Regions from separate parts of the Mus musculus genome. Here region 1 is linked to region 2. Evidence: chromatin contacts called from ENCODE Hi-C or POLR2A ChIA-PET data. All regions are on one chromosome and are shown on one strand. Each heading gives the region's core, a stretch centred on a gene start or an enhancer-like site at or near the end of the contact. The rest is flanking DNA. Distances are from core to core; before and after follow the strand shown.

Region 1 (6,519 bases), core at 674-3,173, 39 kb after region 2:
AAGATTCTATGCCCCAGTACAGGGGAATGCCAGGGCCAGGAAGTGGGAGTGGGTGGGTATGGGAGCCAGGGGAAGGGGGAGGGGATAGGGGATTTTCGGAAAGGAAACTAGGAAAGGGGATAGCATTTGAAATGTAAATGAAAAAAAATATCTAATTTAAAAAAAAAAGTTGTTCTTAACCTCAGTATAAGAATGAGAATTGTAGCTGGGCGTGGTGGCGCACGCCTTTAATCCCAGCACTCGGGAGGCAGAGGCAGGCGAGTTCGAGGCCACCCTGGTCTACAGAGTGAGTTCCAGGACAGCCAGGGCTATACAGAGAAACCCTGTCTCGACAAACAAAGAGAGAAAATAAATATTAAGGAGATAAAAGAAAATCAAAGAAATGTGAATTTCTCTAGGAATCTCCTGCTGGAAGAAGGCAATGGCACCATTCTGAAGGGGAACTTGTCTCCAGAAGAGATCTCAATGAGACCTAAAAAAACTTGTCAGACCACAGAATGAGACTAAAGCCTAAATAATGATGGGTAGGATCCAAACCAGCAGAAATAAGGGCCTCAAACCGGATTTATCTGGCAACCGGATTTCTCTCTCCCTCTCTCTCTCTCTCTCTCTCTCTCTCTCTCTCTCTCTCTCTCTCCCTCCCTCTCTCTCTCCCTCTCCCTCTCCCTCCCTCTCCCTCTCCCCTCTCCCCTCTCCCCTCTCCCCTCTCCCCTCTCCCCTCTCTCTCTCCTCTCTCCTCTCTCCCTCCCAAGTGCTGGGATTAAAGGCATGCGCCACCACTCCACCACTGCCCGACTGTATTTCTTTATCTCATGCTAGTCTCCATAACATTAACCACGCGGAGAAAACAAGATTTATTCCAAGCAGCTCCTCAATAGCTGAGGAGTTAAATGATCTGTTAACCTCTTAAGATAATCTGGCTACCTCCCACCCATGACCCCAATTCTTATCGTCAGGTTCTTTGGGCTTCGTGTGTTTTCATGATCTTGCTCCAGACTCTTTCCTCATTGCTCCAGTTCATCCTCCTAGCCTATCTGAAACTTATGAAATATAAAGCTCCGGGATAATGCGGTGGGCGGGCCCATGTCAAGGTATCCCCCTGAGGAATCACACCTTGAGACAGATCAAATATAAAGATGAAATGAATAGGGATATAGAAAGGGGCAGAAGCGGAGGACAAAGAGAGGGAAGAGAGGCTGCCTGAGAACACATGGGAATAGAGAGTGAAAGAACTGGGGTAGTGACTCCTCTGTATGCTGGTGCTGCTGTCACACTTGCCTTGCACCTGGCGGGCAGCGGGCAATGACACAAGCTGTTGCTGGGTAGCTCTTGGCCTGAGCCTGGTGGAATTGTACACCAATAGAAACTCCCGCTCTCCTTCCCTGTGGTCCCTGCGTCAGACCCCAAGCCCCTCCTACTTCTCTTCTGCCCAGCTGCAGGCTGTAGGCACCTTCATTAACCAATCCGGGATAACTGGGGGGTGGGGGGTGAGGGGGAGGAGTTATATAACAAAAGCAGGTATATGTGAGGACCCTGTTTCTTCCGCGCTTACGCCCCCGCGGTGCTAGCTGGGGCCGCAATTCTCGGGTTCCCCACGCCTTCTGCACTACGTCTGCCAGCTGAAAGGGACGTTGACTGAATAAACTTTTGCGAATCAACTCGGCCGAGGCAGGGGTCAGGGCTGGGTGACGCAAAGCGCGAGGCTACCCTCGAGGTTCTCCTTTCCGCGTCCTTAATGCTCAAGTCTCTGCGACTACAGCTGCTGGCACCAGCCAGGAGGGACACGGGTAGTGAGTGGACGCCGACAAAGTTTGGACTACATCTCCCGTGATGCCTTGCAGCCCAAGGGCTATTCCGTCTCCTCGATCTCTTCGGGCTGCTCCACGTCCGCCTGGACTACACATCCGGGCCGAGTCCGCGGTGGGCGCGGCGCCCACGGTGGGCGTGGCATGCCCCGAGGCGGGGCGAAGCGGAGCGGGGCGGGGCGGGGCGGTGGCCACCTAACTCGGCCTGGCGGCGGCCTAGACGATGCCACTGCTGGTGGATGGGCAGCGCGTCCGTCTGCCACGGTCCGCTGTGGAGCTGGTCCGGGCGCACCCGCCTCTGGAGGTGAGCGACCTACCCGGGCTTTCGGGGCGGATGGGAACTCCGCAGCCCGGCCGCCGACGCGCTTTCACTAGGGACCTGGTGAGACGAGGCCCAGAGAGGTTAAGGTGACTTACGGAAGGTCGCACAGCGCGTACACAGCGCGAGGACACTCGGCGGGCTCTGCAAGTCGGGGCGCTCGTGCGGATCCCCGCATTACCCAGCTGCAGAAAGGTGTGGGCGGGGGTCCCAGTTCTTTGCGCGCTCATTCCTGCCCCCCAGGGCGTAGAGGGGCGCGGATTATTTTTTAGCTAGAAATAAGGGATTCGTTTGGAAGTTGCTGGGTCCGGGAGGACTGCTCCCTGATGGAGTCTTGTTCTTTCCTTGTGGGGACTTCTGAAAGAGGGCTCATAGTGAAGGCAGTGATGACCAAGTATCCCACATACTAATTTGGACTCAGCCCGTCCATGGATCTCACATAGTACAGTCTAGGACGGGACCTGTTTCCTAATCAGTTATAGCCTTGAAGGAAAGATGCCCACGTTCCCTCTGAGAGGTGAAGCACTGCGTCTCTGTGGAGTTTGTGGTTCTGTCTGCTTACTTGCTTTGTCTTCCCCTGGATCTGCTTCCTGGAGCAAATGCTTCCTGAAAGCAGATGGCATTGTGCTAACCGAATATTTGTTGGGTAAGTGAATGGGCAGAATGACCCCTGAGAACTACGGGACAGGGAGACTGACTGTTAATTTGAATTTCAAGACAGCCTGATCCTAATACTGGCTCCTACAAATCGGGCTAGGCACTGTACACTGTGTCGATGAAGCCAGAAATAACACAAGAAAAGTTCCAGCACTTCAAGGATTTAGGAGCCTCTCTCCTGTGTCTGAAACTTGTAGTTTTAGTGGCCACGCAGCACATTACATGAGGCAGAGACGAGGTGATGTAGGGTGGTGTCTCCGGAAGCAAGGGTTTGGTTTATTTAGGGAGACGCAGCCCAGAAAGGATGCAGAGTGGAGAGTTGGTTTTCAAGAGCAGGGAAGTGGGGCCAAGGAGGCCCCCAGTGAGGAGGGCAAAGAGGGCTGCACATAGAGGCCAGGGGAACAGTTGGAGTGAGGACTTCAGGCCCACTTGCCTTAGGGGATGATGTGAAGGCTCCGTAGAGGAAAGTAGAAAATCAGGTCCTTGGTCACAACCATTCTTCTAAGTTTTGGTTCAATTTTGTTTTTGAGACAGGATTTCTCTGTGGAGCCTTGGCTGTCCTGAACTTGTTCCGTAGACCATTCTGGCCTCAAACTCTGAGATCTACCTGCCTCTGCCTCCCCTACTTTATTTATATGCTAGGCAATCTTCTGTTTAAAAAGATTTGGGATAGGGTCTGTGTTGCTCTGGAGTCTCACTGTAGGCTGGCGTCTGGCTCTAAGAGCTCTTCTCTCTCCTTCATCCCACATGCTGGCGTTAAAGATGTGCACTAGCACATGCTGATCTTTCTGTACTTATCTGTGTGAATGTATGCGCACATAGGTGAGTGTGTATGTGTGTGCACAGGGAGGCCAGAAGGTGGCATCAAGCACCTGTCTCTCCACTGTGTGTAATTCCTTTGAGTCACGGTCTCTCCCTGAATATGTGTCTTAGCTAGGCTGGGATGGAGCAAGCCCTAGCCATCCTCTTGCCTCACGCACCTCAGAGTTGGGGTTACAGTCATGTGTGGGAGTCTTGGCTTGTGAGTGCTGGGACCCCACTTCTGGTAGGTTTCCCACAGCAGTTTTAACTACTGCAGCATCCTCTCTGTGTGAGCCCTGTCCTCCTTTTCTATTTCAGAGAGACAAGCTGACCGTGAATGCCTTGAGACCTCTTACTTCAGTGATACTGTGATTAGAGTTATTATCCAATGTGCCCATCATGATACATTAAAAAAAATTATTCTCAGCTGGGCGTGGTGGCGCACGCCTTTAATTTCAGCACTCAGGAGGAAGAGGCAGGCGGATTTCTGAAGTTTGAGGCCAGCCTGGTCTGCAAAGTGAGTTCCAGGACAGCCAGGGCTATACAGAGAAACCCTGTCTGGAAAAACCAAAAAGAAAAAAAAAGTTATAAGAAAATTATTCTCTTATTTATTCTCTTATATATTATTACATCCTGACTGCAGTTCCCCTCTCCACTCATGATCTACTTTTTGAATGACAGCATACTATATATTGTCTTGTTTAGTTTGGTTTGGTTTTTCTGATACAGTTTCACTCTATAGCCCAGGCTGGCCTTCCACACACTCATGTATGCCTCAGCCTTGTAAGTTCTAGGATTGCAAGTGTAAACTATAAACTACCATGGCTGGCTTATTCCTCTGTGCCCTGTCCGTTCCTTTCTCTTTCTTTCTTCCTCCTTCTCTTTTTTCTTTTCTCTTCTTTTCTTTTCTTTTCTTTTCTTTTCTTTTCTTTTCTTTTCTTTTCTCTTCTCTCTTCTCTTTTCTCTTTTCTCTTCTTGTCTTTCTCTTCTTTCTTCCTCTCCTTTCTCTCCTTCCTTCCTTTCTTTTTCTTTTTCTGGGGGTAGTGGTGGTCATGGTGGTGGTAGTGTGAGACAGGGTTTCTCTTTGTATCCCTGGCTGTCCTGGAACACAGAGATATGCCTACCTCTGCCTCCCAAATTCTAGGATTAAAGGCTTGCACCGCCATGCCTGGCTCCCTGTATTTCTTTCTTGTGTTCTATGAGTACACGGCCCCAGTGGGTCATAAGCCTGATTAGTACCCCTCCCCGTTTCCTGCAGTTACACTTCCTTGGGCAACCCCAGCCTGAACATTTTAGATGGAAAATTCCAGAACACTTAACTGTCGTGTGCATGTCTCCCAGTCCTCCCTTCTTTCATGAGAGGTCTCACTGTAGCTCCAGCTGATCACCAACTCATGATCTTCGAAGCCTCACAGGCAGATGCCACCATGCTGGCTAGGAAGTTTGAAACACCTTTCATCATAGCTTGTTGTTAGGGCAATCCCATATTGCTACTGTTAAACTCCTTCCCCAGTATGTCTGGGTTTACTGCTGTCTGATTTTAGGCACCCATTGGTCAACCACAGTAGAAGGCCCCATGCTGTGAGAGTATCTTTGCTCTTATTTACTAGGTTGAGGGCTGTGAGATCAGACACAGTGTGGTGGTTTAAGTGAGACTGGCCCACATAGGCTCATATGTTTGAGCTCCTAGTAAAACTATTTGGGAATGAATAGGAGGTGTGCCCTTCTCAGAGGGGGTGGGTATGGAGGTTTCAAAAGCCCATGACAGACCCAGTGTCTCTCTGCTGCAAAACTCTCAACTATTGCTTTTAACAGCATGCCTGTGTGCTTCTCAGCAAGGCCCCAATTAAACGCTTTTTTTTCCTTCTTTTTTTTTAAAAATAAGAGTTGCCTTTGGCATGGTGTTTCTTAACAGCAATAACCGTGATACAGTGTGACTGTCCTAGGCCCCAAGTTTAGAAAGAAGTTAGGATTGGAACCCTGGTGTCTGCTTTTCACTTTGTTGTGTAATTCAGTACAGTAGCCCCTAGCGATGTGGGGCTGCTAATACAAAAACTTAACTGAGCACACGTGGAGAGGCCCGTAAGCATTAGCAGTCAGTATGCTGAGATAGGCCATTTGGGGATTACACAGTATGTTCCAGGGTAGACAGCAGTCAGAAACTTAGGGCTTGGCACTCATGAGTGGCACTCACTGTGTGTTGACTTCTGCTGGTTTTTTTTTAGAGTTTTCTGTGCTGTGCTGGGGATGGAGCCCAGGGCCTCCCACTCCACACCCCTGCCACTAAGCCACACCCAAACTTCCTGCTATTAATTTGGTACATAGCCCACGATTCACTGTGGAGCAGGTACTTTCACATTTAAAGAAAAGCGCCCGCCTTTAATCCCGGCACTCAGGAGGCAGAGGCAGGTGGATTTCTGAGTTTGAGGCCAGCCTGGTCTACAGAATGAGTTCCAGGACAGCCAGGGCTACACAGAGAAACCCTGTGAAAAACCAAAAGAAAAAAAAAAAGAAAAAAAAAAGAAAAAAAAGAAAAGTGCCATTGGAAGGGAAAGATGAACATAGCAGAAGGGTAAGAGGTGTGGGCTGGTCCTCAGAGTTGCAGATAAGAATTCTTCTTTTCTCACTGGCCACACACAATGCCTATTTCTTAAGCTATACTGGCAGAAGAAGTGAAAGGAATATTTTATAACAGTAAATTACATGAATTCAAATTTCCATGTCACCTGTCACTTTTTTTGTTTTTGTTTTTGTTTTTGTTTTTGGAGACAGGGTTTCTCTGTGTGCTCCTGGCTATCCTGGAACTCACTCTATAGACCAGGCTGGCCTCGAACTCAGAAATCTGCCTGCCTCTGCCTCCTGAGTGCTGGGATTAAAGGCGTGGGCCACCACGCCCGGTACCTGTCACATTTTATTAGAATACAACCACATCCATCG
Region 2 (6,499 bases), core at 1,792-4,291:
CAACATTAGATAGAAAATCACTTCAAGACAGAAGAGTGGTATTTGGATTTATAATATTGCACACCAAAGTTATGCTTTTTGGTTAACAAGATGCTAAAGATAATTTCATTTCATAATTTTTATACAGCTTCCAAAAGTTTCATTTTTCTTTCTTACTGACAGTGGGGTACAGTCCTTTTTCCCCTGTGATCTCAAAGCTTTAATTTCTGTTGTTTTCCAAAGAAAATTTCCTCTCTTGGGGTTGGAAAGATGGCTTAGCAGTTCCCTTAAGGTGGTTCACAATAGCCTAGTTTCAGGAAATCCCTCCGCAGGCACCAGCATGAGCATGTGCCCACACACAGACACACAAATACATATATCTTTCTAACAAGAAAGAATAGGCAGGAAGGTATGGTGGTGTACACCGTCAGTCCCCTCACTTGGGAAGCAAAAACAGCAGGATCTCTGTAGGGTTACTCAGAGACACTGTCTCAAAACCAAACCAAATACCAGAAAAGAAAAAAAAGGGGTGGGGTGGGGTTCGGAAGGGCCGAAGAGATGGCTCAGTGGGTAAGAGCACCTAACACATTTTATCCTCAGCATCCACACCAGGCAGCTAATTATAGTTCTGAAAAAATAACATAAAAACAAACAAACAAAACGAGGACTTTAGGCCCAGGCTTGAGAATGTGACCTTTGTGACTCAATGCTCCAAGGCATCCTAATCATAAAACAGATAGCGATATTCTTCCACCTACCTGCTTCCTGGGTTCAGGGAGTGTTCGTTCAAAGAAAGTCACCCTGACCATTGCTGGAACCCACTATGCAAAAGTGCTATTGTTAGAGGCTCCTAGAAACTGTCTTGAGAAATAACCACACAACTATCAGGTATTTTTCTTGTGACTTCCCACTTCTTCGTGACTCTTAACTGGTATTTTTGGTATTTTCCAACAACACCCTCCCCAAACCCTTGAGTTGTGGTTTCTTCCTTTACCCTGTTACCTAGCTACTCTGCCCACAAGGTCCTTTACCCCTGTGTGGTGTAAGACTGTGGGCCCCAGAGTGCTCTTGGAATAAAAGTTCTCTTGCGGTTTGCATCAAGACCATTTCTTATGAGTGATTTGGGGTGTTGCCTCTCCTGAGTCAGAACGTGGGGGAGTCCTCACATTGTGGGTCTTTCAGTTCCAGAGGATCTGATGTATTTGTGTGCATGTGGTACACACACATACACAATAAATACAAATAAATAATAAGAACAACAAAAAACAAAGCTCCTTTCCTTGCTTCTTTTTGGCCTGGTTGATTTTTTTTTTTTTTTTTTTTTTTTTGGTTTTTCAAGACAGGGTTTTTCTGTATAGCCTTGGCTGTCCTGGCACTCACTCTGTACACCTGGCTGCCTCGAACTCAGAAATCCGCCTGCCTCTGCCTCCCGAATGCTGGGATTAAAGGCATGCACCACCATGCCCAGTGACACTGGTTTTTCTTTTACAAAGTTATATGTGGAGCTCAATAGCAGAGCATCCATCTAGTGTTCTGGAATCTAGCCTCAACATCCGAAGAAAAAGTATGCTGGATAGCAAATTCTCTAAAACTGTCTTAAGATTTATTTTATGTGTTTGGGTGGGTTTTTTTGTACATCTGTGTGTCCCTGCTGTGCTCACAGAGGTTTAAGAAGCCCTGGGACTGGGGACTGCAGTTAGAAACAGTTGTGAACCTGGATCCTCTTTTGTTGTTTTCAAGACAAGCTCTTTTTGTATTGCCTTGGCTGTTCTGGAACTTACGCGATAGTCTAAATAAACTAGCCTCAGATTCAGAGATCTGCCTGTTTGTGCTGAGATTAAAGGTATGTACCATCATGCCCAGCTCCCCAGCCTGGGTTCTCTTACCCATGGTAACATCGGTCCAACTCTCCCCTCTGGCTTTTTACCAGTCTCCACACTTCTGGCTAGGTCACTGTGTAATATGTGTTTCACACAGAGTAAGGTGTGAAAATGTGTCTAAAATGATATACAGGATCCTTCTATTTCCACCTCTCCAGTGCCTGTATTACTAACATTAAACCGGGCTCTTTACCTGAGTAACCCAGGTCCTAATAGTTACCCATTGGCTTTGAACTCCCTTTTTTTGGTGGTGGTGGTGGTGGGGGAGGAATGGATCTCTAGGAGGTGGGCCTGGGGCCCTCACTGTACAACTTGTTCCTTAGCACTATTTCCAGAATCCTTCATCACACCTGGAAGTTCTGGAGGACAAGAATTGGGGTAGATAGGCAGGCCTTCAAAGGCATCTTCTGCTCTGAAGGCCAGGCCCACTGTGGCTGGGGCCTGTGGCTTTGCTACCTGACTAGTGAAGCCACATTCCCCCAGAGTTTTCTCATCAAGGAGCTGGTTGTCCTTGAACAGCAGCTCTCCTCAGGAGGCCTCTTCATGATGCCCTCAATGATGCGCTTGAGTGCCAACACCAAGCTTGACTCCTTGGCCTCAGTGAAGATGGTGGTCTTCTTGTGTGGGGTCATGAGAAACACAGCCATCCCTGTGGCTGCTTCTGGCTTGATGCACGGGACCAAATCTGATGGCTTCTCAGGTTGTCCTCAGCAGGAGTGATCTCTCAGTGTCCCTCGGAGTCTTGCCAAAAGTTAAGAGAGCCAACATGTTGTTTGAAAACCAAAAAAATCCCAGCCGTTCGATTTTACCAATGAAGACTCAGGGGCCAGATGCTGGGGTGCAAGCCTGCTAGGTCAGAGAGGCAGAGAAAGCACCCAGCTGACCTTCCTCCTCCACTCACTTCCCAGAAGGAAACCCGCTTTGAACTCCTTTTATCCTCCCGCCTCCACCTCCTGAGCGCCAAGGTCACGTGCACACGCCTCTAAGACAAGCTTCTTTTTGAAGGAGTTTCTGAGGAATGCGGCCACCGATTGCCCCGCCAAGCTGTGCCAGCCTATTTCTAGGAAAGCTTCAGGCCGGTTAAGGTCAGACGCAAGCCTACCCGCCTTCTTGCTGCGATCCTTACGCTCTGCTCACGTGGGCCGCGTCCCGCAAGGGGCTGCCTTCTGCAGCGCCACTTCCGGGGCGGGTAGGTCGTGGCTTCCGGCGCAAGGCCGGGCGTTCGCTCAGTTCAGGCCGAATGGCGGCCCCGCTGCTTCACACGCGCTTGTCGGGCGATGTGACGGCAGCGGCCTCTGCCACGCTGAGTGCGTCGCGGACTGGGTAAGATCCGGGCGGCCTCCGCCTGCGGGTGCGGGGCTCGAGCCCGCTGAGAGCTCTCCGCATGTGCCGAGGGGGCCGGGCGTGCGGGCTCGGCTCGGGCACGCAGGAGCCTCTGGTTCCCTCGGGTCCCCTCTGCCCGGGCGAGCCTTGTCTGTTCCATTGTTTCCCACTCACTCTTGGGGCACCCTTGTGGGACTCTAGGCTAATCTTCCGTGCCTTTCCTCTTCCCTCTCTTGGCCAAGACATGGGCGGCATTTCCAGGGTTTTGGATATCTAGGGGAAAGCTGTCACTGGTGACCTATCGAATTCCAAAAATTTTGTTTGAAATTTGTTTCTGTAGAAGCAAGCAGTAGCATAGTGGAACCGTATATTATATAAGCAGTCCTTTTTGCCCAACATTTTAAAATACCTATCCCTATAAAACATTTGGAATCTAACCTTTAGATTTTGTCTGATTCTCTTGTTTAAACGAAGTAAACCTTGTAAAGCACTTAGCATAGTACTGACAATTGTTAATAAAGTGTGTATACTCTGTGTTAAGGCACTGGGGACAGCAGCTTATCCAGACACTAACCCATACCCAGCAGAGCCGGAGGCGGGGCAGTGGGGTGGGGGGGCGGCGGCAATACATGGATAAGATAGTTTCAGGTATCAGTAAATGCTATGAAGAACTACAACGTTCCAGGATAAAGCGTGAGTGTATGAGGTTCTGGTGGAGAGGGCCTCTGACATTTGAACTCCAACCTTGGGAAGAGTGTTTCTAACAGCGAGTAGCAGGTGAAATGGGAATCAGCTTGACAAATTTGAGGAATAGAAAGGACATCACGCTTTTAACAAATGATTGTATCATGAGATCAGGGTTAGGAAAGGTGGCTGGTTAAACAGGATCTTACAGGGTTAATGTGGGAATATGGAGTTTCTTTTCCTTCCCTTACTCTTAATAAGATCTCATTATGTAGCCTAGGTTGGATTCTGCCACAGCTTCTGAGACAGATTTACTGAGGGAAGAGTGGCTTCCTGGGAGAGAAGGTTGGAAGGAGGGATATCATTTGAGAAACTTAAGCCTCATCACACAAAATGATGTTGGCTCAGCCATGCTCCCTGCCGTCATTCTCTGTCATGAATTTGATAACTGGTCTTCCTGGTTCTTCAGGCTTTCCGATATGCTCGCGTTAGAGAGCGATTTCTTCAATTCTCCTCCGAAAAAAACTGTTCGGTTTGGCGGAACTGTGACAGAAGTCTTACTGAAATACAAAAAGGTACGAGGAGGTGGGGTTTGACTTTGCTTAGTCAGAGTTTAAAAGGCATTAAACCGAAGAGCAAATTATCAAGACTTTGGGTTCCTCCTCCTGAGTACAACCCCCCCCCCAAGACAGTAAAGAGAATAAGATGAACTTTAGCATTTGTGTGTACGTTTATTTAGGTTTCTCAGTGGTGGGGATTGGAACTAGGACCTTATCCACACCAGGAAAACAGGTCTAGTTGAGCTCCTACATAGCCTAAAAATAAATTTTACACTGGGCTTGGAGGCTTGTGTCTTTAATCCCGGCATGTGAAGGCAGAATCAGGTGGATCCCTGAATTTGAGACCAGCCAGGGATATATACAGCCTCTGTGTAAAACAGTGGCCCTCAACCTTCCTAAGGCTCTGTGTGACCCTTTTAATGCAGTTTCTCATGCTGTGGCGACCCCCAACCATAAAATTATTTTCTTTGCTACTTCATAAGTGTAATTTTGCTACTGTTATGACTTATAATGCGACTCTCTGTGTTTTCTGGTGGCCTTAGGTGACCCCTGTGAAAGGGGGTCAACAGCCTCAGGTTGAGAACCGCCTGTCTAAAAAGATGGGATTGTGGGAAGTATTTAGATACCATACTGAAATAGAATATATAGTGATATGCCTGATACCGAAGCTTAAAGGTAACCAAAACAAGTGTGCTGAGATTTTAGGACTTAAAATGCTGTATACAACTTGAAAACTAGCAAGTGCTAAAATTAAAATAAAAAAAAAAAATTAGCCAGGCAGTGGTAGCGCATGCCTTTAATCCCAGCACTTGGGAGGCAGAAGCAGGCGGATTTCTGAGTTCAAGGCCAGCCTGGTCTACAGAGTGAGTTCCAGGACAGCCAGAGCTACAGAGAAACCCTGTCTTGAAAAACCAAAACAAACAAAACAAAAACAAAAACAACAAAAAAAAATTAGAGCGATTTTAGTTTGTTTAACTTTTTTTTTTTTTTTTTAAAGACAGGCGTGCTATGTAGCCCTGTCTGATATCTAACTCCAGTCTTCTTGCCTCAAGCCTGGAGTTATACACATAGTCCAATTAAATAGTTTTGTATCCTTTTGAGATGGGGTCTTACTGTATTGCTTACTGGCTGGCCCAGAACTGCTTTGTGGACTTTGCTGGCCTTGAACTTATAAAGATCCAGCTGCTTTTGCCTTCTGACTGTACACCCCCATGCCTGATACCCCCTTTCTTTCTCTTCCTCCAAGGTTTCTCTGTGTAGCCCTGGCTGTCCTGGAATGCACTCTTTAGGCCAGGCTGGCCTCTGGCTCCTGAGCACTGGGATTAAAGGCGTGTGCATCACTGCCCGGCACCATTTTCTCTCTAAGGAGCTACCCAAGCTTTACTGCAGGAGAATACCTTCTCTAATGTATTCTCTGGTTTTGTGTTGCTTAAGTGGTTCTTCTAGATCTCATCACTAAAGATGAAGTATAGATGATTGTCTTATAATTCCCACCTATAGCAGTACATTTAAACAGATGCTATCATTACAGTGCTTTTTATTCATACTTTTAGAATTCTCATTAGTATCTGCTATAGTATTCAAGTGACTATGCCTCCCTTGTCCTAGATCTTTGATTCTACTAATACAAGTTCCTTGTTGCTTTGGTTGTTTTTCTTTGCTAGTAGCATAAGCTCTCCACCACTAAGCTGTAGCTACAGGCCTTGTGGTTTTTACTTTTTATATTTGAGATAGGGTTGTGTAGATGGGTAGCCTTGGATTTGCTTTCTGAATAGCTAGGATTATAGGCAAAAAAGACACCCAGGCCTGCCTTAAATATGAATTTGTAAAAGGTTTATAGTCTGGACTTTATTATAATTGTGAGGGATATGTAGACGTTTCATGGTTCCTTTTGTAGTTCCATGAGATATCAAGGCAGAATAAAAATTCTAAAGATATTTAAAGGAAACCAGAGTGATTGTACTTTAATTTTCTCTTTTCTTTGTTTAGGGTGAAACAAATGACTTAGAGTTGTTGAAGAACCAGCTGTCTGATCCTGATATAAAGGTAATTTTAAAAAAGTATTTTGCCGGG

Evidence for each region. A loop is a pair of places that touch in the nucleus more often than their neighbours do. ChIA-PET counts read pairs that join two places held with the same protein, here RNA polymerase II (POLR2A).
Region 1: a loop to region 2 is called in a map of heart, with 7 times the contacts of the local background. The contact joins the promoter of Ntan1 here to the promoter of Rrn3 in region 2. A Hi-C loop is called at or near these places in 6 of 37 maps with a recorded cell type or tissue (gastrocnemius and heart). POLR2A ChIA-PET finds 5 or more read pairs at or near these places in 3 of 5 experiments (Patski and embryonic stem cell).

Annotation. Positions count from the first base shown.
Region 1 is chr16:13,817,328-13,823,846 of GRCm38, forward strand. It overlaps Ntan1 (N-terminal Asn amidase), which reads left to right and starts at 1,924. Exons shown (of 10, transcript NM_010946.4): 1 at 1,924-2,109. The coding sequence starts at 2,029.
Region 2 is chr16:13,777,658-13,784,156 of GRCm38, forward strand. It overlaps Rrn3 (RRN3 RNA polymerase I transcription factor homolog (yeast)), which reads left to right and starts at 3,042. Exons shown (of 18, transcript NM_001039521.1): 1 at 3,042-3,182; 2 at 4,336-4,441; 3 at 6,416-6,472. The coding sequence starts at 3,100. It also overlaps the pseudogene Gm6354.